3 separate regions of the Homo sapiens genome follow, and all the other regions are linked to region 3. The links are chromatin loops, found by intact Hi-C in ENCODE. Cell type or tissue: MCF 10A. All regions are shown on one strand. Region 1 overlaps DIS3L2 (DIS3 like 3'-5' exoribonuclease 2). Region 2 has its middle 14 kb from the start of ALPP. Region 3 has its middle 14 kb from the start of MIR1471.

Region 1 (8,000 bases), 390 kb after region 3:
GGAACCCCACCACCAACCCCAGAATCTGGGAGAGAACAGAGACAAGGTCAGAGCTGCTGGCTCCCCGCTTGGGGTTATATAACTCCCCGACTCCTCAAGTCCCTGGAAACTGAGGCCAATTCCCTGGAAGATCATTCTGTTCTCTGCTGTTTTTTCAAGAATACAGCCAGCTTGATCACTGGCTCTGAGTATTGTATGGGAATGTCCCGTTTTCTTTTTTTTCCATGAACTGAATGCCTACCATTATGGTCATTGTTTCATCAGTCTGTGTTTAAACTTGCCTGGATCTCATATTTTTATGTATGTTTGGCTTATATTTTGAAGAACTTTGCTTTGTTTATATATACCCTCATCTGTTTCCAAAAAGATTTTGAGAGGACTTACAACAAAGGAAATGAACAGTGAGCTGCATTTAAATAATAGAAAGACAGAAAATCAGAATGAAGGAGAGGAGTGTCAGAAAGAATTTGACATCTGTAAGGGTGGGCACAGCTCCTGTGACTGGGCTTCATGTTTTCTGATTTCAATATCACAGATGCAGTCGTCCTGCTTGGTGGCGTGGGGGAGGGAGAGTTTACAAGGTTATCTCTTACAACAAACCCCATCGAACATTGAGAATTATTTTTCTTAGCACCTAAAAGCAGCTTCTCACTTAAGGCTTGATATTGGAAATATTCAGTGTTACAACAGTGGACAGCGTTTGCATTTTGGGCAAATGAGGAAAGAGTTTTTTGTTTTTTGTTTTTTTTTTTTGGAGACTTGTCCAGGCCTTGCCCAGTTACTGGCCCGTGTTCTTGCCTCTCTCATGTCTGAGATCGCAGTGGCACCATCTTGGCTCACTGCAACCTCCGCCTCCTGGGTTCAAGCGATTCTCCTGCCTCAGCCTCCCGAGTAGCTGGGATTACAAGTGCCCGCCACCACGCCCAGCTAATTTTTGTATTTTTAGTAGAGATGGGGTTTCACCATGTTGGCCAGGCTGATCTTGAACTCCTGACTTCAGGTGATCCACCTGCCTTGGCCTCCCAAAGTGATGGGATTATAGGCATGAGCCACCGCGCCCAGCCAGGAAAGAGATTTTATAAGGCTATTTCTTAAGACAAAATCTGGTGAAAATAGAGGAACATACTAACCCACCCTTGAGGAAGGCAGGTGCTAGAGAGCCAAGCTCATATGATCTACACACATAACTATCCTCTATCCTAATCTGATTCCAGGATAAAGTGTAGACCATCTCTGAGTGGGTGGAGAGCCTGTCGCTTGGGCTACTTCTGTTTCCCTTCCCTTTGCTGAGTGTTTGACCAGGGCTGTGTAGCTGTGGGAGGCTTCCACAAGGTCTGCAGCTTGGGTAGGACCACTGCTGAGGGCAGGACCACAAGCTTTATTTAGAAAGCAGATAGATAGGTAACAGAATTAGTATATTCTATATGCAAGGAAATCTAGATAGCATCTTTCCCAGGTGCACAACCATCTCTGTGCATTGGAAGGGGTGATATGCAGTTCCTGCAGTCAGCACTGGCACTTTCCTGTGGAAGCAGCTTTGGGTAACTGCATTCCTTCGACAGTAGTTGGCCTGAGGCCCCTGAGCTCTGAGCACAAATGGTTTGATAAGGTGATGTTCTAACGCAGTCATCCTCTTTGGCCATGAAAATCCTCAAAAATTCTCCAGCTTTGATTAGGATGAGCAGATTGGCTGCACTCTCTCTCCAGCTGGCTGCATGTGACACACGCAGACTTGCTCATCATGCTTTGTATTCACTGTTGCATATTGCTCAGGCACGTGAGAGGCAAGAACATGGCCCACTAACTGGGCAGGTCCTGATCGGGAAGCTGCTGAGGTAAAGGTGCTCCTGTTCTGCTAAAGGAGACCCTGGGATCAGGGACGAGCTCTTCCTTGCTGGGCTCACCCAGTAATACAGGTCGTGTGGGACAGTGGTGAGCCGAACTCTCCTGCCATAGACGTGCTGGTGAGCAATGGAGTCACCTTCAGAAGAGGAGGCGGCTTGACCTGGGGGCATGAATGCTACCACCAGGCCCTTTTCTCCTGGGACTGGCTCCTTCCTACAGAGCAACCCTCCCTGTGGGTTGACCATAGCTCCAAAGACAGACGTTTTTTCTTCTCAGAAAGTAAAACCTCAGCATTGAAGAATCCTTGTCCTGTCATTTTTAACCTTAATGAGAACAGAGCAAGCCTCTGGAACAAGGTGCAGCGCAGTCAGGAGAAGTGGCTTTAAGTGAAAACACAGCTGTGGGGTTTACAGACGGCGCTGCAGGGAGGCATCATCCAATGGGAGCGGCCAGCCTCGCTATAGACTTTCCAACACTAATGAATCGGGAACTCCATGCTGAATAGGGTTTAGTTTGATGGGTCCCTGTGCCAGCAGAAGGATGTATTTTTCTTGAAAGACCAAGGTGCCAGAAATCTCCATGATTACGTTACTGGAGAAAGGTTCTTTTTTGTGGTTTGTGAAGTTGAGCGTCAGGACTGCAGGATTCTCTTGCTCTTTCTCACTCTTATTTTTTCCAGGTCAGAACCAGAGCTTGGGGTGGGGAGGAAAATCCTGCTGAATGAGCAAGTTCTTTCTTAAAAAGCTCTCTCCAAGTCCAAAAAGACTTCAGTGGACTTAGGAGAAAGAAATTTAATACATTGCCATAGAATCGTCATTAACCAAGTTAAAGCAAAGTCCACAGCATCTTTGTCTTATAAAAGAAAGCAAAAAGGAGATGGAAAAAAAGAAATTATACTTAGGAAATCCAAACCAAACAGTGAACACTAAAGAAGAAAAACTCAAGATCATCTCTGAAAATGTGATTTTCTTCTAATCAGATTTTTCTATTAAAAACCAAGGCTGCAGGTAGAAGTAACTTTTCTGATCTTTTAAATTCTGCCATAAATGGCATAGCTGAAATGTTTGAACTGTGCTAGGATTTACCACTTTCAGCTTAAGGAAGAGTTGGACACCCTGTAAGACCCAGTGGACTATGAGGGGAAGAGTCAACCGTGGAGAGGCTGGAGGCTTCCCAGGCCGGCCTTGACCTGTGTTTGAACCTTGGTCCTAATAACTAGCAGATTGAAGCAAATTCACAGGCCTCCTGGAGAACCCATGTTGGTTTGAACTGGAGCAATCCTGGCCAAATAACTCACACTGTGCTCTTACCAGTGACCTCCCTCATTACACCCCTGTGAGGGGAGCTCTGAGCTAGCATCCTAGGTTCCCCTGCTCATTCATGGAGTAGTCTGCAGAGAAAGCTGAATGGCTCTGTCCTGCTGGGGCTGTAAGTACCTTCCAGGAGACGGGCAGAGAGAGACTTGGTTGTCCATGAGAGGTCATCTTGGAGGTATTGCGAACAAAACAGGGAATTCCTAAACTTTTAAACTCATTTTTTTGCCCTTCCAAGGTCAGGCCAGGACTTTTCCAAAGCCTCGAAACCTCTGATGTGGCGTCTTCCCTAACTGATGGAGTTTAGTGCCTAGTGGCCCTTGCATGACGTTCTCCAAGTATGGCTGTTTGACAAAGCTGCCTGTGTGCCTGGGCCAGCCAAAGATCTACCTGTTCAGTAGCCCAGAGGGACCCCTGGCATGCTTGCCTAGCCACACTTTCCTGTCTTGTCTCGTCACGCTTCTGGTTATTCTTATGAATGTAGCCTGGCCCACTGTCTTCACCAGGCTGGGATCCAAAATAAGGTCACATATCTTTTAATAGTTACATTAAAAGACTCAGTGGACACCCCTCCTTCTGCTTACCTAGGACATTGTTTCTGCCCCTAAGTTCTCCCTAAAGTGCCATCCCCAAGCAGCAATAATCTGAGCAGCCTGAGGAAGCTGTACATAGTCCTCAGTCACTCATTCTTGTTACCCACCTGTTGCCATCTGCTGGGAGGGTCGCCTTGCTGTCTCCATTGTCATCCTACCCAGAAAGCTCAGACGGGCGGAAGGAGGGCCTCTCAAAGGCCCAACAACCCCAACAGGGCCTGCATCCCATGTTCCCACAGAGTCTGGGGAAGATTCTCCTCTCCCAAGGGTCCTAGTCCCTTCAACTCATCCAGGCTCCTAGAGCTCACCCACGCGATTCTCTTAAGGCCAGTTTCCTGGGGGCCCCACCCTAGAGCAGGAGGCCTAGGTCCAAAGGGGACCCAGTGGTAGTCTCATGCTCTGGCCGCCTGGAGCCTGCCCTCCTGTGTGACCTCAGCCTGAGCCCCTGAAAGGAGAAGGCTCTCCCATTTTCTGCCCTGGGGAGACTGCCCTTTCCTTGTTGGGATGAAAGCCTTGCCTCTAACTGAACCCTTTTGAAGGCTTCCGCCCTCTGCTGGTGGAAGCTGACAGAGCAACCTTGTTGTTGCCTCTTGGGTCCTTCACTTCCTTCCCTCTTCACTCAATACCAGGACCGTTGTGCAGTTGGAAACTGTCCACCCAGGGAAGCCTGTTCCTGGGGAAAGGATTGGGTAGTGGTGAGCTCTCCTGCTTGACATGGCAGCTGCCTCTGGAGAGAGAAAGACCTTGTGAAGTCTGAGTGGCTGCCATTCTTGCAGGCTGACTTCCCAAGCTGAGCTGCTCTGTGGGTGGTCCCTGCAGGTGGTGATTAGGGCCAGAGCGCTGCTGCTGCCTGGTTCCTTGCCGTGCCTGATAGCTAGGAAGTATCTAGTGAGCATTGTTGAGGGAAGGAGCTTGTGCCTCTTGAGGGTGCTGACAAGATGGCAACACCTGAACACTGAGAGTGTCTGAGCCACAGCTGGTCATCTGGTGGCAATTACTGAGCAGGAGGCAGACGTGAGGCAGAATTTATTTACTGAAGAAAAAGAAATTATTTTGAAGGAATGACATTGGACACCTGCTGTGACAGTGATAAGGACACCGATTGCCCAGGAGACCTGGTGAAGCCACCCTTGGATTCTCTGGGGGAAATACCTCTGGCATTCCAGCGAAGGGGAAAACAAAAGATCAGGGCCACTTTGACAGAGGAGGGACAGGCAGGAAGGGCTCCCCTGGAAGCAGGTGGAGCATGAGGAAGGGCACAGAGGCCTAAGAGAGCCTGGTCTGCTCTGAACCCCTCAGGGAAGTGGACCGCGTCGGGGAGTGCATGGAGCTCTGCAGGAGCTGGAGAGTGACCCTTCCCTGTCCTGTAAGACTCCTTCTGTCTGTCCTGAGGGCCTCCCTGGCTGGCACACCCTCCCGAGCACAGGCCCACCTCTTTCCATTGCTCTGTTACTGTCCATATTTGTTCATGTGAACAACCAACCTTCAGCGAGCCTGGGCTGTGTTGAATTCACTTTCATATCTCCAAAAGCAGGAAGCCGTCAAAGGTACTAAAGAGGGAAGTGTTACCAGGTTTATGCTTCAGGAAAATAACAGCTATGTTCTAGAGAGCGGATTAGGAGAACATAGCCAAGGGAGTAGGAAGATACATTGTGTGTCAGTGTCCTTAGGAGAAGCATGAGCACAAATTACACAAGGGCAGTAGAGGGCCCGGAGGTGGCAGGGACCAGGCCTGCCTCCACCAAGGCACTGGCTGCCCACTTTGTCAGTCTTTGGAGTCTGTGTCCTCCATGATTTGGCTCCCTTCTCAGGCTGGTGGCAAGCTGGTTGCAGCAGTTCTGGCCCGCATGACCAGAAGCACTCAACAAGCATCCCCTCGTACCTCATTGGCCTCGGTTGGGTCACACATCCATTCCTGAACCAGTTTCTAGGGCCAGGAAATGCCATGCCCTGATTGGCTTAGGTTTCTTACCTCAGAGCTGTCACGTCCAGCCCTGGAGCTAGAGGTTGGGTCTGCTTCCCCCCGGACCCCCTAGAATGGGGAGCAGGACAGGGGAATGAATAGCTGAGTGAAAGTAGGCCATCCTTAGCAAGGAGGAAATGCCTGCTAGCTATGCATCCGTGTTTGCTACAGGAACCAGATGGACCCATTCATTCATCTTTTGAACCTTGTACATGGTAAGCACCTACACACCAGTAGGGACATACTTTGTGGAAACAGCATACCATCATCCTGGGTGAATTTCAGTCCTCATGAAGGATCCCCTACCCTTATCCCTACCCAGACCCTTGGCTCTCCATTCCTTGACTTCTTTTTGGATCTTGTTTTTGACCAGCCATCTCCAAGGTCAGACACACAGCCTGCTCTCTGACCATGGCCTCAGCCCCTTCAACTCCCTTATCCAGTGACTCCCACACTCCTCTCCTTGACCTCTCAGACACTACACCCAGTGATTAGCAACATGGACCATACTTCAGCTGTGCCACTTACTTGGTAATTTGGGCCAAATACTTAATAAACTCTCCTGTAACATAGAGGTAGGAACCGGCTTTGCAGGGCTCTTGCGAGGATTAAATAAGATCAGCGTGAGAGATGCTTAGGACAGAGGACGTGCTTAATAAATATTAGCTCCATTCCAGACATCTGTCACCCAGCCGCTTCCTTCTGTTTTCTTCCCATCAGCCTCTTTCCCATTTATTTCCTTCCTGTTCCCCCGTAGGTCTCCTGGTCCATATGCTGCCGTATTGTATCTCCACTCCCTTACCCCCTTATTCTTCCCTCATACCTTCCTGGCAGATATTCAGCTTGGACCAACCTAACTTTCTTCACACTAATGTCTAAGTTGCTAGAAAAAAATTAACAGTGGGACAGATGCTTGCTACAGTAACTTCAGATCCTGTGGCCTCCGAATACTCCCTGGCAATACTCCCTGGCAATCCTTATGCTCTGCCCAGGTCAACTGTTTTTCCTATTCTCCAAAGGAGCAATTTCAAACCTTCATCACTTTCCTCAAACTCCTTCCCCCATCACACTCCCCATTCTTTGCAGATAATTTGTGTCCTAATTTTCAGGAAAGAACCTAAAAAATCATACTAGGACATTCTAAATCCCCCCTGCCCAATCCACAGATCTTACTGTTATCGCTGCCCATCTTCCTTCCTCTTGCAGCCAAGAAAGGGGTTCCACTTTTGTGTTGGATCCAATCCCTTGTCATCTCAGAGACCTTGAATCTGCAGTTCTCTCTGTCTCTCTTAATGTCTTCTACTCCACCATCCATAGTGCCTTCTTCCTGTCAGCATTGAAACAAGTCTCTGTCATCTTTAAATATACTCCCTTCAAACACCTTCAGTACACTCTCACATCCTCTCATCCTTTCCCATTCCATTTCATGAATCTTGCCTCTTCCCTAGCACTGTCTAATTTGCTAAAAGAGTTGTATTCACTCATGATTGCCATTTCCTGGCTTTCTATTCGTTTTTCAACCTGTCACCCCGATCTCTGCCCCCAGCACTCCCTGCAAGAGTCTTTTCTGATAGATCCAAAGGATTCCTTGTTTGGGAATGTTCTCTGTTACTTGACCTCTTAGAAGGATTTAACGCTGCTGACTATGCCCTCCTTGAGGCATGTTCTCTCTTTGGCTTCTATAATGTCAGAACTCAGAACTCCATAGCCACTCCCCAGTTTCTGTTGTCCAGCTCTTAAATACAGGTGTTTCTCAGGATTCTATCCAGGGCTCTCTTATCCCTTCAGGTTACAATCTTGCTTATAAACTTCAGAACTGTATGTTCAGCAGCCTACTGGCCATCTCCACTAGATGCCTCCCAGGTATGTTAGAATCCGCAATCTCAGATTGAACTCAAACTCTTCTCCCAAACCTGTTTTTCTTCCTTGTCAGGGTGAGTAGCAATAGCATCTGCCCTGCAGCCTGAGCCAGAGAATCCTGAACACTTGTTGACTCTTCCCTCTCTCACTGACTTTATCTCCAGACCATCACCAAGTCCTGTAATGCTGGTGAGGTGAAAGGAGCATGGATTTTGGTTAAAATTCCAGTTCTAATTGTGGTTTGCTCAAACTACTTAATCTTTCTCAGCCTCAAGTTCCTCATCTGTTTAAAGGAAATAGCAATACCTAATTTAAGTGGTTTTTGTCAGGATAAAGGAAAGCCTTTACTTGGTAGGTGATATGGTTTGGCTCTGTGTCCCCACTCAAATCTCACCTTGAATTTTAGTAATCCCTCATGTTGTGGGA
Region 2 (8,000 bases), 460 kb after region 3:
TGACGAGTTAGTGGGTGCAGCGCACCAGCATGGCACATGTATACATATGTAACTAACCTGCACATTGTGCACATGTACCCTAAAACTTAAAGTATAATAATAATAAATTAAAAAAAAAAAAAGCAGTTGGAGCTCTGGTGTCACCCCCATGGCAGTTTCCAGTAACATCACACCTCGTTAGCCTATGCTTCTAAAATTTGACCCAGTGCCCAGCTCAGAGACACACTGCCTTGGGAACTGTCCCTGCTGGTTCCCTGTTACAAGTAACAAAATCCCATTGCTAAATCCTCCTTGGTTATGGTCACTGGGTGATCATTGGGTGATACCAATATTGAGGCAGGAGAATAGGGTCTGGACACAGGGAACCTAAGCCTGTTTCACACCGACTTCCTAGAACTAAATTGAAGGCAGAACCCTACCTTTCCATGCCTAAGTAACAAAAGGACCACAGGCTACTCCCTTTGCAACCCCCTCACCTTTTCTGCTAGGCAGATGGGAAATTGGCTGTCCACAACCAATCAGATTGATTGAAGGTCCAGTCTTTGTTTGCCACTTTGTAACTTCACTCCAGCCTCTGAATGGCTGCTGTCCACAACCAATCAGACTGATTGCTGGCCACATCTTCGTTTCAATAGAAGTATAACTTTGTAACTTCACCCTAGTCTCTGATTGGTTGAACAGGAGTGTAACCTTTGTAACTTCACTTCAGCCTCTGGTTGGCTGCTTTCTGTAACCAATCAGACTGATTGCAGGCCACCACTTCATTTACATGAGGTGAGCATGATGTGGCCAATGGGAAACTTCTAGAGGATATTTGGACCCAAGAAGATTCCGTATCTGGGCCCTTGAGCTGCTGCTCGGTCCACTCCCAAACCATGGAGTGTACTTTCGTTTTCGATAAATCCCCATTTTCATTCTTTTGTTGCTTCATTCTTTCTTTGCCTTGCTGGGCATTTTGTCCAATTCTTTGTTCAATAGGCCAAGAACCTGGACAACCTGCAGTCACAACCCTCCACCAGTGACAATATAGTTTAGATTTGTGTCCCCACCCAAATCTCATGTTGAATTGTAATCCTCAGCATTGGAGGAGCTCCCTGGTGGGAGGTGACTGGATCATGGGGTAGGACTTTCCCCTTGCTGTTCTCGTGATAGCGAGTGAGATCTCACAAGATCTGGTCATTTAAATGTGTGCAGCCCCTCCCCCTCCTCTCTCTCTTCCTCACTCTCTGGCCATGGAAGACGTGCCAGCTTCCCCTTTGCCTTCTGCCATGATTGAAAGTTTCCTGAGGCCTCCCTAGCCATGCTTCCTGTACAGCCTGTGGAACTGTTAGCCAATTAAACCTCTTTTCTTATAAATTACCCAGTTTCAGGTGTTTCTTCATAGCACTGCAGAATGGACGAATACACTCATGGAGAGACAGGATCCACCTGCTGTGTGGTAACATCCTGACCCAGCACATCTGGGGCCCATCAAGTCTCCATGGGGTGGTGGGAGGAGCATTAACAACAAAGGCAGCACCTGGCACCTTCTGCGGGCGATGGGAAGACTGAGGGCAGGAAAAGCAAACATGCTCAGCACTGTGCTCAGCCCAGGGCGACTCTGAGACAAGAGAGGGGCCAGAGCCGGATGCAGCTGGGAGGTGGCAGCCTTACCAGAGGTTTGAGGAGTACATGGGAAAGTGCACAGAGCCCAGCCCAGGATGGCAGCTGTGCTCTCATTTTCTTGCAGCCTTTAGGGGCTACCTGGCTGGGGTGGTGGCCCTGCTGAAGAGAACCTGCCCCTAGCAGGCATGGGGGCAAGAGCACCTTTCAAAGGTGAACAAATGTGTTCCAATTTGCAGCAGCAAAGCTGCCAGAGGTCCCAGGAAGCCCAGGTTCATCTCATTTACCTAGCCATCTCTGGCAGCATTGGTATTTGAGAGCGTGTATGCGGGCAGAAGAGAGGAAAAAGACCTGCACCAGAACACCTTTCCAGAACACCCTTATCCCTTGAACACCTGAGTGCCTAGAGCCCAGCCCCAGCTCCCAGCAAGCCCCCTCCCCAAAACCACTATAGCCACTGGGCCTCCCTTTGGCAAGGCCTGAGGGCCCAAATGTGGCCACCTAGCCTCTGGGGACTTCCGTCCTTTGGAGCTAGAAAAACAGTAGCTGAATGTGCCTGGCTGCAGCAGGGCCCCGCCGACTCACCTATAGAAAGGCCCTGCCGTGGACTGAGCCTCCCAGCCTAGGAAACCTGGCTCTGGCCTCCCCTGCAGGCATGTGATGTTTGGCTCCAGAGGCCTTCTCCTCTGGGCTTTTCCATGCCTGTGAACTGGGCCCCATTCATTTCTCTGTGGTTTCATGGGAACGTCCAATGCATTCAGGAGGTTGCAGTGCACCCAGGAGGAGAGGGGTCAGCGAGAGGCCCGAGCTGTGACTGGTGGGCCACCCAGAGGCCACGGCACCCTCTGCTGGAGACTGGCAGCAGGGTGCATGGCCAGCTGTGGGCGAGGGTCCATCAGTCAAGCAGCTACACTTCCTCCCGGTGCCCCTCCCTGACCCAGGCCAGGGGCTCTGCCTGCAGCTGCCTCACTCCAGGCCTCCACTTTCCAGCTCCCAGGCCCCCAGCCCCACCTGGCCTGGCCCGGGACAGAGCAGCCACCAAGATCTTTTCCACTTTCCCTCCCCAGCAGCCTGCAATTCAGTGCCCTGCAGACCCCTGCCTCCCGGGGCCCTGCGGTTTCTACCACACTACACTCAATTTCCGGCCACTAAGAACACGGCAGGTCCCGCGTAAAGGTGGCCGCCACCTGCGCTCTGAGGGCTGCCCAGCCACGGAGAAGTGGCTGTGCTCGGGCACTCTGCTTCTGAGACAGGCCCAGCAGCTGCCTTCATGGCCTCAGGAGAGCCCACAGGCTCCAAGCCTGCAGTAAGGACCTGCCTAAGTCCTTGAAAATTTGGTGTTCAGAAGAAATGAAAGTGAAACTGGCTGGGAGCAATTCTTTTGATTTTGTTTCAAGACAGGGTCTCACTCGGTTGTTCAGGCTGGAGTGCAGTCATGCGATCATGGGTCACTGCAGCCTCAACCTCCTGGGCTCAAGGGATCCCTCCTGCCTCAGCCTCCTAAGTAGCTGGGACAACAGGCACATTCCACCACACCAGGCTGACTTTTTTTTTTTTTTTTTTTTTTTTGTAGAGATGGGATCTCACTTTGTTGCCAATGCTGGTCTCAAGCTCCTGGGCTTAAGCAATCCTCCCGCCTTGAACTCCCAAAGTGCTGGGATGATGGGATGATACACCACTCCCTGCATGCCATACTTACCAAAGTTCCACGTTAGCAGTTTTCAGCAAGAGCTAATTGACCAAGCTCTGTGAGTGGCCTCATTCCATTAGCAGGAGCCTCCCACAGAATGTGACAGAATGGTCCTGGTGGCTGAGGGTAGAAGGGGCTGCTTCTCTTAAGTCTTTGAAGATGAATGCAGTTCAGCTTTGGCTAACAGCCATGCCCTTCTGCCCAGGCCCAGATCAACTTTTAATCATTTCCAAAGCCAGTCTGACTGTCCTGGGAAAGGAAGGGTTGGGGTGAATTTCTTATCAATTTGGCAGGTACATTGGATCCTGTGAGGAGAGTATGAGACTGTACGAGGGGTCCCTGTGCTAGCCCCAAATGAGAGCCCTGACTCCCACCTACCCAGCCCACCCGCCCCGCACTGCTCAGCTCAGTTCTCCGTTCCGGGGATGGAGTGCTGGGCTTGGCCTGCACCTTTCTGTCCCCAAACTCCACTGGGGACCCACCTTCTAGTCACCCCAGGGTGCCATCACCAGAGCCAGGGGCTAGCCCCACCTTTGCTCACTCCTGCTCGGAGCCCACCTCTTCTCTCTGCCCCCATCGCTACCTGCAGCATCAGAAGGACATGAGGGCACCAAACAGCCCCTGCAGCTGTCCTCAAACATCATGGCCAAGGCTGCGCCTGGGAAGTGGACTCTCTGCGGTGCCAGCTCCCTACTCACTGCCCTTGACTTTTGTCTGGGTCCCTGCTTGATGTGGCCCAACTGGCTGGGCCAGAGCCCCACAGGCGCTGTCCCGACCCCCAGCCCCCTAGAGGGAGGGAGAGGCTGAGACGGCAAGGGAAGCAGAGACTCAGCCACACCAAGGGCCCTGGCAAGGTGGGCCTCTCCTCCAAAGCCTCACCAGGCTTCACGTTCAAGGTCACCAAGAGTGCACTTGTTCTCTGTCGAGGGCAGAGGTGACTCCGGGGACTGTGCTGGGGTCCAGGGAGGGCAGGCAGCGGAGTTGCCAGGGAAGCAGCTTGCCTGAGGTCTGTGGTCTTGGCAGGGGCTTCCGCAGCAGCCCCACCCTCTCCCTTTCCCCTCCCTCCTGTCCTTGTCCTCGTGTTTACTGAAGACCATGAGAAGGGATGTGGAGAGCGCCTGCAGGAACTGAGAGCAGGAGCCTGGCTCAGCCCTGAGAGGCCCCCAGATATTCAGTTCCTAAACCCATAGAGGGTGGGGCATGGGCACAGAGGAGTAACCAGGGGCCACCTCACACAGCCCTGCTCTTTCACCCTGCCCGCCTGGTGGCCTCCTTAGCCTGCAGCCTCAGTGCTGCCCGATCTGGGGCCATGCTGCGTCCTGCTGGCCACACTGCAAAATGCAGCTTAAGGTCGGCCTGGAAGCTCCAGGTGTCCTTCTTCCCCTAGGCCTACAGCTGGGCTGGAGGGGGAAGGGGCACCAGGAAACAGCCTGGATGCTCCTGCCCAGGAGGATTGTCCGACTCCATGGGGAGAAAGTCCGTGCCTGGCACATGGTAATCTTTGTGGAGCGAGAGGGCAAAAGTATGCATGATTGTGTGCATCTGAAGCATTTCTGTGCTGATGGCCTGACCGAAGGCAGATGACAAATCATGCAGATATTTCTGCAGCAGGAATGGCTGCATTCTCCTGGCTCGCCTGCCAGGGAGCTCAGAGGTGCCCTTGCCCGGGAATCCGATGGCAGAGAGTTACCAGAAGGTCTGCGGTGCTCCTGTTCCTCGGCCCCGGTGAGAGGTGACAGCGTGCTGGCAGTCCTCACAGCCCCTCGCTTGCTCTTGGCACCTCCTCTGCTTGGTCTCCCACTTTGGCGTCACTTGAGGAGCCCTTCGGCCCACCGCTGCACTGTGGGAGCCCCTTTCTGGGCTGGCCAAGGCCGGAGCCAACTCCCTCAGCTTGCAGGGAGGTGTGGAGGGAGAGGCGCGAGCGGGAACCAGGGCTGCGCGCGGAGCTTGCGCGCCAGCTGGAGTTCCGGGTGGGCGTGGGCTTGGCAGGCCCCGCACTCTGAGCAGGCGGCCGGCCCTGCCGGCCCCGGGCAATGAGGGGCTTAGCACCCGGGCCAGCGGCTGCAGAGGGTGTACTGGGTCCCCCAGCAGTGCCAGACCACCGGCGCTGCGCTCGATTTCTCACCGGGCCTTAGCTGCCTTCCCGCAGGGCAGGGCTCGGGACCTGCAGCCCGCCATGCCTGAGCCTCCCACCCCCTCCATGGGCTCCTGTGCGGCCCGAGCCTCCCCGATGAGCGCCACCCCCTGCTCCATGGCGCCCAGTCCCATCAACCACCCAAGGGCTGAGGCGTGCGGGCGCACGGGGCGGGACTGGCAGGCAGCTCCACCTGCAGCCCCGGTGCGGAATCCACTGAGTGAAGCCAGCTGGGCTCCTGAGTCTGGTGGGGGCGTGGAAAATCTTTATGTCTAGCTCAGGGATTGTGAATACACCAATCGGCACTCTGTATCTAGCTCAAGGTTTGTAAACACAGCAATCAGCACCCTGTGTCTAGCTCAGGGTTTGTGAATGCACCAGTCGACACTCTGTATCTAGCTGCTCTGGTGGGGCCTTGGAGAACCTTTATGTCTAGCTCAGGGATTGTAAATACACCAATCGGCACTCTGTATCTAGCTCAAGGTTTGTAAACACAGCAATCAGCACCCTGTGTCTAGCTCAGGGTTTGTGAATGCACCGATCGACACTCTGTATCTAGCTGCTCTGGTGCCAGATTTGTCTCCTGGAGAGAGGCATGGGCACCTGTGGTCTCCCCGCCTCCTGGCCTCCCCTTGGGTGCCCTTATGCAGAAAGGGTCCCGGCCCCAGGCTTGCTTGGCTTTGGGGACTGTTTTAAAAGGGACATGAAGAAAGAAGAAGCCAGAGAATGGTCCTTGGCCACTCTGGATGGAGTGTCCGCTGAGCAGTAGGAAGAGAACTGTCCCTGGCTCGTCTCCTTCCCTGAGTGACTGTTGATTCACAGTTCTCTCTCCAAGGGGACATGGGCCTGTCCTAATGCTGCCTTAGGGGCTTGGCTCCAGCTGACCCTGGGGTCTGCAGGTCACCACCTGCCCCTGTGCCTGGCTTTGAATTTCCTAACATCCAGAGTGCCCTGGGAGTACAGTGTCCAGCCCGTTGTGTGTAGTAAACCGGGAGCTGAGCAGAAGAGGAACGACAGAGTCCACCCGTTGACCCTCGGGGCTGTGTGTCCTGAAGTTCAAGCCTAGCTCACCCTGCAGTGGGTCCAGCCCCACCTGTACTGACAGATGGCACCAGCAGGGAGCGCAGTGCTCCACTGCCACAGTTCTCTGTCCCCACTTCAGTGCAGTCAGCCCTGGACCCCCCACCGCCTGCTCCCTGTAGCACACACAGCCACAGGCCCTCCCAGCTCCCGCCCCTGGCCCTTGGTCACTCTCACCTGCTGCCTCAGCCGAAGGTAGCCGGTAGGGCCTCCCTGAAGCTCCCTCCAGCCAGACAGGGGTGGGCCAGGGCTGAGGGCCAAGGGCCGCCTCCAAGCAGTGAAGCCCTCCAGGGTGGAAGGGCAGGTGGCCCCCTCTGTGTCCCGTTCCCCTAAGTCCCGGCGAGCCCTCCCCTTCCTCCTGCGGTGCCCTCTGCCCTCATCTATGTGCCCTGGTGGGCTCCCCCAGCACTGCAGCCTCCCGGGTGGGGTTTCAGGACCCCCAGGGCCTCCCAGCTCACTCAGACCCCCACCCCCTTCCTGTAGCTCTGCTCTCTGGCACCACCTTCCCTCTCTTGGGGACAACCACAGTGGAGAGAGGCGGGGCTCTCTGCCTGTCCCTCTATTGCAGGGGTGCTGGCCTTCTGGGGTCCTTTTGAGAACTTGATGAAAGCTATGAGTTTACACCCAAGAAATTCTCTGGCACCGTTTGCACCAACAACATGCCCCAAAGGTGGAGCCAGGCCCCCAGGTTGCATTTTGTAAGTCTTGGGAGCTCTCAGGATGCATCAGGGACACGTGGCCTCTGACTCGCTCAGCTCTGCCCTGACCCAGGGCGTTCATCCTGGAGCAGGCCTCCGTTACTGACTGGCGAGCAGAGGCTTCCAGAGGCTGAGGGAGGGGCCTGGGGTCCTCCTGCAGGGACCAAGACGGAGCTGCGCCTCAACATCAGGCCCTGCCGTCCTTGTCTCCTCCCAGCCGGGCTCTGTACAGGTCATCACCGTCTTCAGCCTGCTGGAGGGGGTCCTGCGGGCAGCCATGGCCCTCTAGTATAGCGCTGTCCTGAAGCGGCCAGGCACCCAGGGCCACCTGGGCCCCGCGGGGGAGGAGGACTGAGGCTATCTGGCCCTGCTGGCTTTTAGAAATAGGAACTGTTGATACCAAGGGGAATTTTTAATTCTGTTTTTAAAATGTTTAAATTTTTCTAACTTAAATTTAATGTTTTAAGTTTTTAAATTTAAATTTAATTTTTTTTTAGAAACAGGGTCTCGCTCTGTCACTCAGGCTCAGGGTATGGTGGCACCATCGCAGCTCAAGTAGCTTCAAACTCCTGACCTCATATAGTCCTCCTGCCTCAGCCTCCCGAGTAGCTGGGGCTGCAGGCCTGTGCCACCATGCCCAGCTGTTTTTGGGTTTTTGCTTTGGAAAAATGGGATTTCGCTTTGTTGCCCAGGCTGGTCTCAAATTCCTCATCTCAAGCAATCTTCTTGCTTTGGCCTCTCAAAGTGCTGGGATTATAGATGTGAGCCACTGTGCCTGGCCTGTTTTTATTTTTAT
Region 3 (8,000 bases):
AAAAAAAAAATTGTATAGTACATTGTATACTTTAAATGGTAAATTAGCAGGGTGCAGTGGCTCACACCTGTAATCCCAGCTACTCGGGAGGCTGAAGCAAAAGGATGGCATGAGCCTATGAGTTCAAGGCTGTAGTGAGCCATGATCACGCCACTGCACTCCAGCCTGGGCAACACAGCAAGATCACTTCTAAAAAAATGGTAAAGTACGTGGTATGTGAATTATATCCCAGTTAAGCTATTATAAAAAATAAAAATGTCGCTGGCAGCTCGGCACTGTCCTCTCTGGACAGCCAGGCTGTCGTGGCATATGAATTTCCCACTGTGGCTCTAACAAGTTACCAAAATGTCGTGGCTTTGAACCACACAGATTTATCTCACAGTTCTCGCGGATGAGAGGTCCAACATGGGTTTCATGGGCAAAATTAAAGCGTTGTTAAGGCTGCGCTCCCTTCTGGAAGCTCCAGGAGAAAATCTGCTTCCTTGCCTTTTCCAGCTCCTGCGGCCGCCCACATTTTCGTTGACTTGGGTCCCCTTCTTCCGTCTTCAAAACCAGCAGCATTGCATCTCCTGCCTTTTTTCTGCAGCCACTTTTTCCTCTGATGGACTCATCTGGCTCCCTCTTCCACTTTTAAGGACGCTTGTGATGACATCAGGCCCCACCAGACTACCTGGCATCATTTCCCCACCCCAGGGTCTGTATCCATAACTCACTCTTGCAGGCCTTTTGCCATGTCACGTGACACATTCACAGACTCTAGGACTAGGGCGTGAGCTTCTTTGGGGACTCAATGTTCTGCCTGTCACACATTGTGAGACTGCTGAGCCAATCCGGCAAATGATGGAAGGACCTGGAATTATTGATAACCAGCCTCCACTCCATCCCCAACAGCCAGCTGCCCTTGGGACCCACATCTTGCTGAGGGCCTGGGATTGATTGCACTTAGCATGGATGTTACTCCTTGGCTTCCAGGCCCCAGAGTTCTTTTCTTCTTTTTCTTTTTTTTCTTTTTTTTTTTTTTTGAGATGGAATCTTGCTCTGTCGCCCAGGCAGGAGTGCGGTGGTGCCATCTCGGCTCACTGCAACCTCTGTCTCCCGGGTTCAAGTGATTCTTCTGCCTCAGCCTCCTGAGCAGCTGGGATTACAGGTGCCTGCCACTGCGCCCAACTGATTTTTTTTTTATTTTTAGTAGAGACAGGGTTTCACCATGTTGACCACACTGGTCTCAAACTCCTGACTTCAAGTGATCCACCTGCCTCGGCCTCCCAAAGTGCTGAGATTACAGGTGTGAGCCACCACACCTGGCCTCCAGAGTTCTTCTAAGCAGATCTTATAGTTACCCAGGATCCAGGGGACAGGCAAGGCCTGACTTCTTCGTGGCCCAGCCTGGCCTGAAGGGGAGAATGTGGGTTTCCACTACTGAACAGGGGCATGTGGGCATTTGGGCAAGGTCAGCACCTGCCTTTTCACGTGCTCTCCAGCAAGGTGTCTGTGGACACGAGCCATGTGCATGGGGAGGCCTTGGCTGTGGGGGGAGCTGGGCCTTATGGGCAGGGATGCTTGGCAGAGATGACCAGTGCTTCACCCGTACGTCCAGGAGGAGGCCATGTCTTAGCCCACTTTGTGCTGCTGTAACAAAATGCCAGAGCCTGGGTAATTTATAAAGAACAGAAATTTATTTTCTCAGAGTTCTGGAGGTTGAGAAGTTCAAGAGTGAGTTGCCAGCAAGTCCATTGTCTGGTGAGGGTCTGCTCTCTGCTTCCAACATGGCGCCTTGAATGCTGCATCCTCTAGAGGGAGGAGCGCTCTGTCCTCACATGGCAGAAGCTGGAAGGGCAAAATGAAACCAAACTCCCTTCTTGATGAGGGAGTCAATGGCACCATCAAGCCCTTTTAGAATGGCATTAATCTATTCATGAGTGCAGAGCCCTCATGACCTAAACATTTCCCATATTCCAACACTGTTGCTTTGGGGATTGAGTTTCCAACACACATTTGGGGGACATATTCAGACCATAGCAGGCTGGAACCTTCAAGCATCCAGGAGGGAAGGCTCCTCGCTGGGACTGAGAACAGGATGTCAGCCTGGGGCTGGGTGCAGCCTGCAGGGCCCAAGGATGCCCAGCAGGTGCATGCACTTTTACGACCCAGCCGCCTGCCGGCCCAGAGCTCTTCCTTGCCCCAGTCAGGGCCCAGCCGTCACTAGCAGGAGGCCGTCTCCAGGGCGTTGGCCAGAGCAGAGTTCTCTCACCTCCCCAGCCTCGGCGGAGGAGGAGAAAGTGGCTGTGGCCTCCTGTGGAAGGGGTGGCGATAAGGGACTTTGGCAGTTCCAGGAACTTTGGCCACCTTGAGGCCTTCTAGGAGCCCTGTCTTCTGGGGGGTGGTATACCCCACCAGCACCTGCAGTGCTGGGGTCACTGTGCGCTGGTCAGGTGGCCTGACTGAGGCGCTGCCCCATCTCCAATGTCCCCACCACAATACCTGGCTGCAGGAAGCGCAGTGCAGCTGTGTGCAGAGCCCAGGTGGTTTCTGTCTACCCTGGTGGGGGTGGAGCCAGGCATGGACACTGCTGCAGCCCTGGGAGCCAGGTTCTGGGGCAGTCATATTCCGGTCCCCATCCAGCCCTGGGACACTCACTTTGTCTGCTCAGCCTCGTTTAGGATGAAGCCCATCAAAGGCCTTCATGTTGGGGGTGAGGGGTGTTCATCACAGAACCCGTGTACTACAGTTGACTGCCCAAGGGGTGGGTCCTTGACCCCAGCTAGGCCAACTGGGTCCTCCCCTGGGTTTGTTTTGTTTTGTTTTGTTTTTTTAAGTCTGGAGTGCCTTTCCCCCTTCACTCACTTTCTGATCTACATCCTGGGAGGTGAGAGGCATCATGGTTTTAACTGATCTGAGAGAATGTGGCTGACCCTTGCTCCCTAAGCCAGAGAGTTGGTGCAGACGAAGTCCCTGTGGCCTTGGTGATGCTGATTCCAAGCCCCTGCCACCCCCAAAGGCACTTTTCTCCCAGTGCCTGAGGGCCTGGCTTCTTTCAGCAGAGCCATGGGAGTTGAGCGTCTCATTTGTGCGCCCCACCCTGCCCCCTCAGCAGACAGGCAGGGCTGGGCTGGGCCCAGGCCAGACTCTCCTCTCCCAGGAGCTCTTTGAGGAGCAGCAGGGTGCAGCCAAGAGCGAGCACCTGGGGTTGGCAAGAGGAGACGGGTCTGGAGTCCCCTGGGCAGAGGGAGAGTCCAGCTTCTGGGGAGAAGTGGATCCTCCAGGGTCTAGGGCTGTGTCTGGGGAGCCAGCTCCACAGGGAGTCTGGGCACAACCTGGTGTGGTCTTTGGAACAGCAGGGCCTTGGACAGAAAGCTGTGAAAAAGGCAAAGAGGGGCCCACGATCCAAAGCACCAGTCCATCTTTGCCAACAGTGGTCTGTGCCTGCCTCTTGGAAAGGCCCGTGGTAACAGTTCTCCAACAAGAATCATGTCCTTTGGGTGTTTTGCTTTGCTTTTAAAAAATTTATAACCACATTGCAAACATTTGGAAGATTGAAAACCAACAAAAAAATCGCCAGCAGCCACTGTTCAAGTGTAGAAAAATGCTTGTTTTAGTTAATTTTCTAGCCGGTGTGGTGGCTCATGCCTGTAATCCCAGCACTTTGGGAGGCCGAGGCAGGCAGATCACCTGAGGTCAGGAGTTTGAGAACAGCCTGGCCAACATGGTGAAACCCTGTCTGTACTAAAAATTCAAAAATTAGCCGAGGATCGTGGTGGTGCGCGCCTGTAATCCCAGCTACTCCGGAGGCTGAGGCACGAGAATCACTTGAACACGGGAGGCGGAGGTTGCAGTGAGCCGAAATTGTGCCACTGCACTCCAGCCTGGGTGACAGAGTGAGACTCCATTTCAAAAAAAAAAGGAAAAAATGTTCTAGCATGCAGTCTAGTACTGTGATAGAAGCAGGTTTGGGCTAGGTAACCTAAACCAGTGATTCTCAAGTGCAGTCCCAGGAACAGCAGCAGCACCTGGAAACTTGTTAGAAATGCCAGTTCTCAGGTCCTACCTCCGACCTTCCAAATTAGAACTGAGGGTGAGTTTCAGCAAGTTGTGTTTTAACAGATCTGAATATGTTCTAGTTTGGGAGCGACTGACTCAACACTTTGTAATTTCATGCAGTCCTACTGCTTCACCACCAGAGGGCACCAGGAGGCTGTGGTTTTCCCCTTAAAATTGCCAGCTTTTAGATTCTCAGTGTCGGCCACAGATACTATTCAGACCTCACTGGACTTTAAAAAATAAAGAATGACGGACGATATGTTGAGAATTATTGGCTAACCTTAAATACCACCATGTTTGGACCAAATTGAACTGTCATTGTGGTTAGTCCTTGCCCAACTGCAGAGCCAGTGTCTTTTGGTGGTGGTGGAACGCATTTGGTGGTACTTCTTTTGTTCAGAACATAAAGAAATGTAAAAGCATTGGGGTCAGAAACAAAGACAGACTCCTATTAAAAGTCTGAATTCTTTATGGCTGGGCATGGTGGCTCACGCCTGTAATCCCAGCACTTTGGGAGGCCAAGGCGGGTGGATCCCCTGAGATCAGGAGTTCGAGACCAGCCTGGCCAACATGGTGAAATCTCTATTAAAAATACAAAAAATTAGGCAGGCATGGTGGCAGTCACCTGTAATCCCAGCTCCTCGGGAGGCTGAGGCAGGAGAATCGCTTGAACCTGGGAGGTGGATGTTGCAGTGAGCTGAGATCACACCATTGCACTCCAGCCTGAGCAACAAGAGGGAAACTTTGTCTCAAAAAAAGAAAAAAGTTCTGTATTCTATATGGCCAGGTGCGATGGCTCATACCTGCAATCCTAGCACTTTGGGAGGCCATGGTGGGTGCATCGCTTCAGCCCAGAAGTTTGAGACCAGCCTGGGCAACATGGCAAAACCCTGTCTCTACAAAAAAAAAAAAAATTAGCAGGGTGTAGTGTCACGTGCCTGTAGTCCCAGCTACTCGGGAGGCTGAGGTGGGAGGATGGGTTGAGGCTTCAATGAGCTGAGATGGTGCCACTGCACTCCAGTCTGGGCGACAGAGTGAGATCCTGTCTAAAAAAAAAAAAAAAACAAGTTCTATGAAAGGCAGAATACAGTTCCACTGTGGCCACGCCTGTAATCCCAATACTATGGGAGGCTGAGGCAGGCGGATCATGAGGTCAAGAGATCAAGACCATCCTGGCCAATATCGTGAAACTCCGTCTCTACTAAAAATACAAAAATTAGCTGGGCGTGGTAGCACGCTTGTAGTCCCAGCTACTCAGGAGGCTGAGGCAGGAGAATTGCTTGAACCCAGGAGGCAGAGGTTGCAGTGAGCTAAGATCGCGCCACTGCACTCCAGCCTGGCGATGGAGCGAGACTCTGTCTCAAAAAAAAAAAAGAGACTTATGATAGATGCGGTTGTTTGCCTCTCCTCCCACACCTGCTTCAAACAGTGTTTGGGTGCTGCATTAGCACCCAGTGGCCTTAGAAAGTGCCTTCAGAACAGTGGGCTCCAGGCAGGGAAGGCTCTCTTGGAGGTGGTCTTTGGGCCTCCTCAAGCTTCCCAGGGGTCTAGGAATGACCTGTGTGATCTAGCTTCCTGCCACTTCCTGGAGCATTTGACTTTCTTCTTCATGGCCCCCAGCGCCCTTTTCTGAGAACACCACTGACCTCAGCAGTTTCTCTGAGTGGTTTGCGAAGCCCCGAGGCATGTGTGCCAAGGACCTCCCTGAGATGCCTGAGCTGCTCTTCCCACTCACAGAGCTTTGTGGGGGTTTTAATACAATAAGCCATCAAAAGTATAGATTAGACTTTTTTAGCACTGCGTAAAAGACACTTCCATTAAACTCCATGGTTTTTTTTTTTTTTTTTTTTTTTTTTTTTTTGCTTTATTGGAACTGTGCCGTTATCCAAAACTCAGCCATAGACATGACGATTTATTCATTTGACAAACACTGAAATTTTTGGCGGGGTGGGGAACGAAGTCTGGGCTCTGTCACCTAGACTGGACTGCAGTGGTGCAATCATGGCTCACTGCAAGCTTGACCTGCTGGGCTCAAGCGATCCTTTCCCCCTGCCTCAGTCTCCCAAGTAGCTGGGACTACAGGCCTGCACCACCACGGCCAGCTAATTTTTAAATTTTTTGTAGAGACAAGTTCTCCCTATGTTGCCCAGGCTGGTCTTGAAATCCTGGGCTCAAGCAATTGGCCTACCTCGGCCTCCCAAAGTGTTAGAATTATAGGCATGAGCCACCATGCCCAGCCAACAAGCATTTATTGAGCATTTAAAGTGTTCTAGGGGTCAGGCTGTGCCTCATGCCTATAATCCCAGCACTTTGGGAGGCTGAGGCAGGCGGATCACCTGAGGTCAGGAGTTCAAGACCACCCTGGCCAACATGGCGAAACCCTGTCTCTACTAAAAATACAAAAATTAGCCGGAGGTGGTGGTGGGCGCCTGTAATCCCAGCTACTTGGGAGGCTGAGGCATGAGAATCACTTGAGCCCGGGAGGCGGAGCTTGCAGTGAACTGAGATTGTACACCACTACATTACAGCCTGGGCAACAGAGCGAGACTTCATCTCAAAAAAAAAAAAAGTGTTCTAGGGTATAGACACTGGACTTGCAGTGGGAACAAAACAAAATTCCACCCCATGGAATTTACATTCTGATGGGAAAGATGAGCAATAAACAAATAAGCACAGAATATGACGTCAGAAGGAAAAGAAAGCAGAGTGGGGAGTACCAGGGCGTGGGCAGCGGGGAGAAGGCTTTCCAGATAAGATATTGGAAAAGGCCTAACTGGGGGATTGGCTTTGGAGCGGAGATCTGAATGAAAAAGTAAGTGAATGCATCCTGAGAATGTCTAGGGAAACGGCTGTCCAGGCAGAGAGAACATCAAGTGCAAAGGCCCTGCGGTAGGACTCATCCCTTAGGCTTGCAGAGAGGGGAGTAGGACTGGAAGCAAGGAGATTCCCCTTCCATGCCCGGGCATCTCTTTCAGTTGCCCAGGCATGAGATGGAGGTGGCTGGAGCAGGGTGGGAGCAGAGGAGGGGCAAGATGTGGCTGGATCCAGGATGAGCTTGGAGGGTGGGGTGCCCAGCATCCATGTCTGCATTATGTGAGTTACAACCTCTCTAGATATGGGTGGCTTCACGTATTCTCTTTAAAATTCTCTTTCGGTGATATATATTATTGAAAAGATGATCACCTAGGAAAGACCGTAGCTTCCTATTCACCCTGTATCCAGTATACTTTGCTGGAGAAGCCCACGCATGTTATGCAAGTACTATTTTATTTTATTTTATTTTTTAGAGTCTTGCTCTGCCACCCAGGTTGGAGTGCAGTGGTGCGATCTCAGCTCACTCCAACCTCTGCCTCCCAGGTTCAGCCTCCCAAGTAGCTGAGACGACAGGCATGCACCACCATGCCTGGCTAATTTTTGAATTTTTAGTAGAGACGGGGTTTCACCATGTTGGCCAGGCTGGTCTTGAACCCCTGATGTCAAGTGATCCTCCCACCTCAGCCTCCCAAATCCATGTGCATCCTATCATTGGTCTTGCCACTTATTAAGTATTCACTGTGCCAGCAGCAAAGACCTTTTCACAGCATCCGGCATCTGGTTCCCCACCCCCACCCTCAGCCCTCTGAATTAGGTATTATTCCCATTTGACAGATAAGAAACTGCGGCTCAGAGGGGCCAAGATGTTTGTCTAACCACATGTATTCTAAGATGTTTGTCTTCAGGCCTAACGGTCAGAGAGACCTTCTCATTACAGGAAGGGACCACAAGGGGAATTGTTGCCAGAGGACGGATGTGGCGGCCTAGGGGAAATGGGCTTTGCAGGATCATAAAGGAAGCCTTAAAACTTTGATAATGACAACAACAGAAATTGAGCAGCCATTTCTGTGGCTTTTTTTTTTCTTTGAGACAGAGTCTCCCTCTGTTGCCCAGGCTGGAGTGCAGTGGCGCAATCTCAGCTCACTGCA

What was found. A loop is a pair of places that touch in the nucleus more often than their neighbours do. Peaks named below come from ENCODE experiments on the same cell type or tissue, not always from the same donor. Only the 100,000 strongest peaks of a DNase experiment are listed, where the experiment ranks them.
Region 1: a loop joins it to region 3, with 11 times the contacts of the local background. A loop is called at or near these places in 6 of 110 quality-filtered maps.
Region 2: it touches region 3 in a loop (15-fold over the local background); 4 of 110 quality-filtered maps call a loop at or near these places.

The regions. Positions count from the first base shown.
Region 1 is chr2:232,288,509-232,296,508 of GRCh38, forward strand. The region is part of intron 13 of DIS3L2 (DIS3 like 3'-5' exoribonuclease 2); the gene reads left to right. Among named protein-coding and RNA genes, the nearest start is that of ALPP, 86 kb to the right of the region's middle. RefSeq lists enhancers at 3,601-4,324, 4,325-5,046 and a silencer at 4,226-4,315. In MCF 10A, a CTCF peak has its summit at 4,325 (motif pointing left); a DNase peak (open chromatin) is centred at 4,293.
Region 2 is chr2:232,361,139-232,369,138 of GRCh38, forward strand. No RefSeq gene overlaps it. Among named protein-coding and RNA genes, the nearest start is that of ALPP, 14 kb to the right of the region's middle. RefSeq lists enhancers at 2,931-3,020, 4,202-4,798. In MCF 10A, CTCF peaks have their summits at 4,617, 6,589 (motif pointing right) and 6,790; a DNase peak (open chromatin) is centred at 4,643.
Region 3 is chr2:231,902,075-231,910,074 of GRCh38, forward strand. No RefSeq gene overlaps it. Among named protein-coding and RNA genes, the nearest start is that of MIR1471, 14 kb to the left of the region's middle. RefSeq lists enhancers at 3,056-3,674, 3,675-4,292. In MCF 10A, a CTCF peak has its summit at 4,163 (motif pointing right); a DNase peak (open chromatin) is centred at 4,187.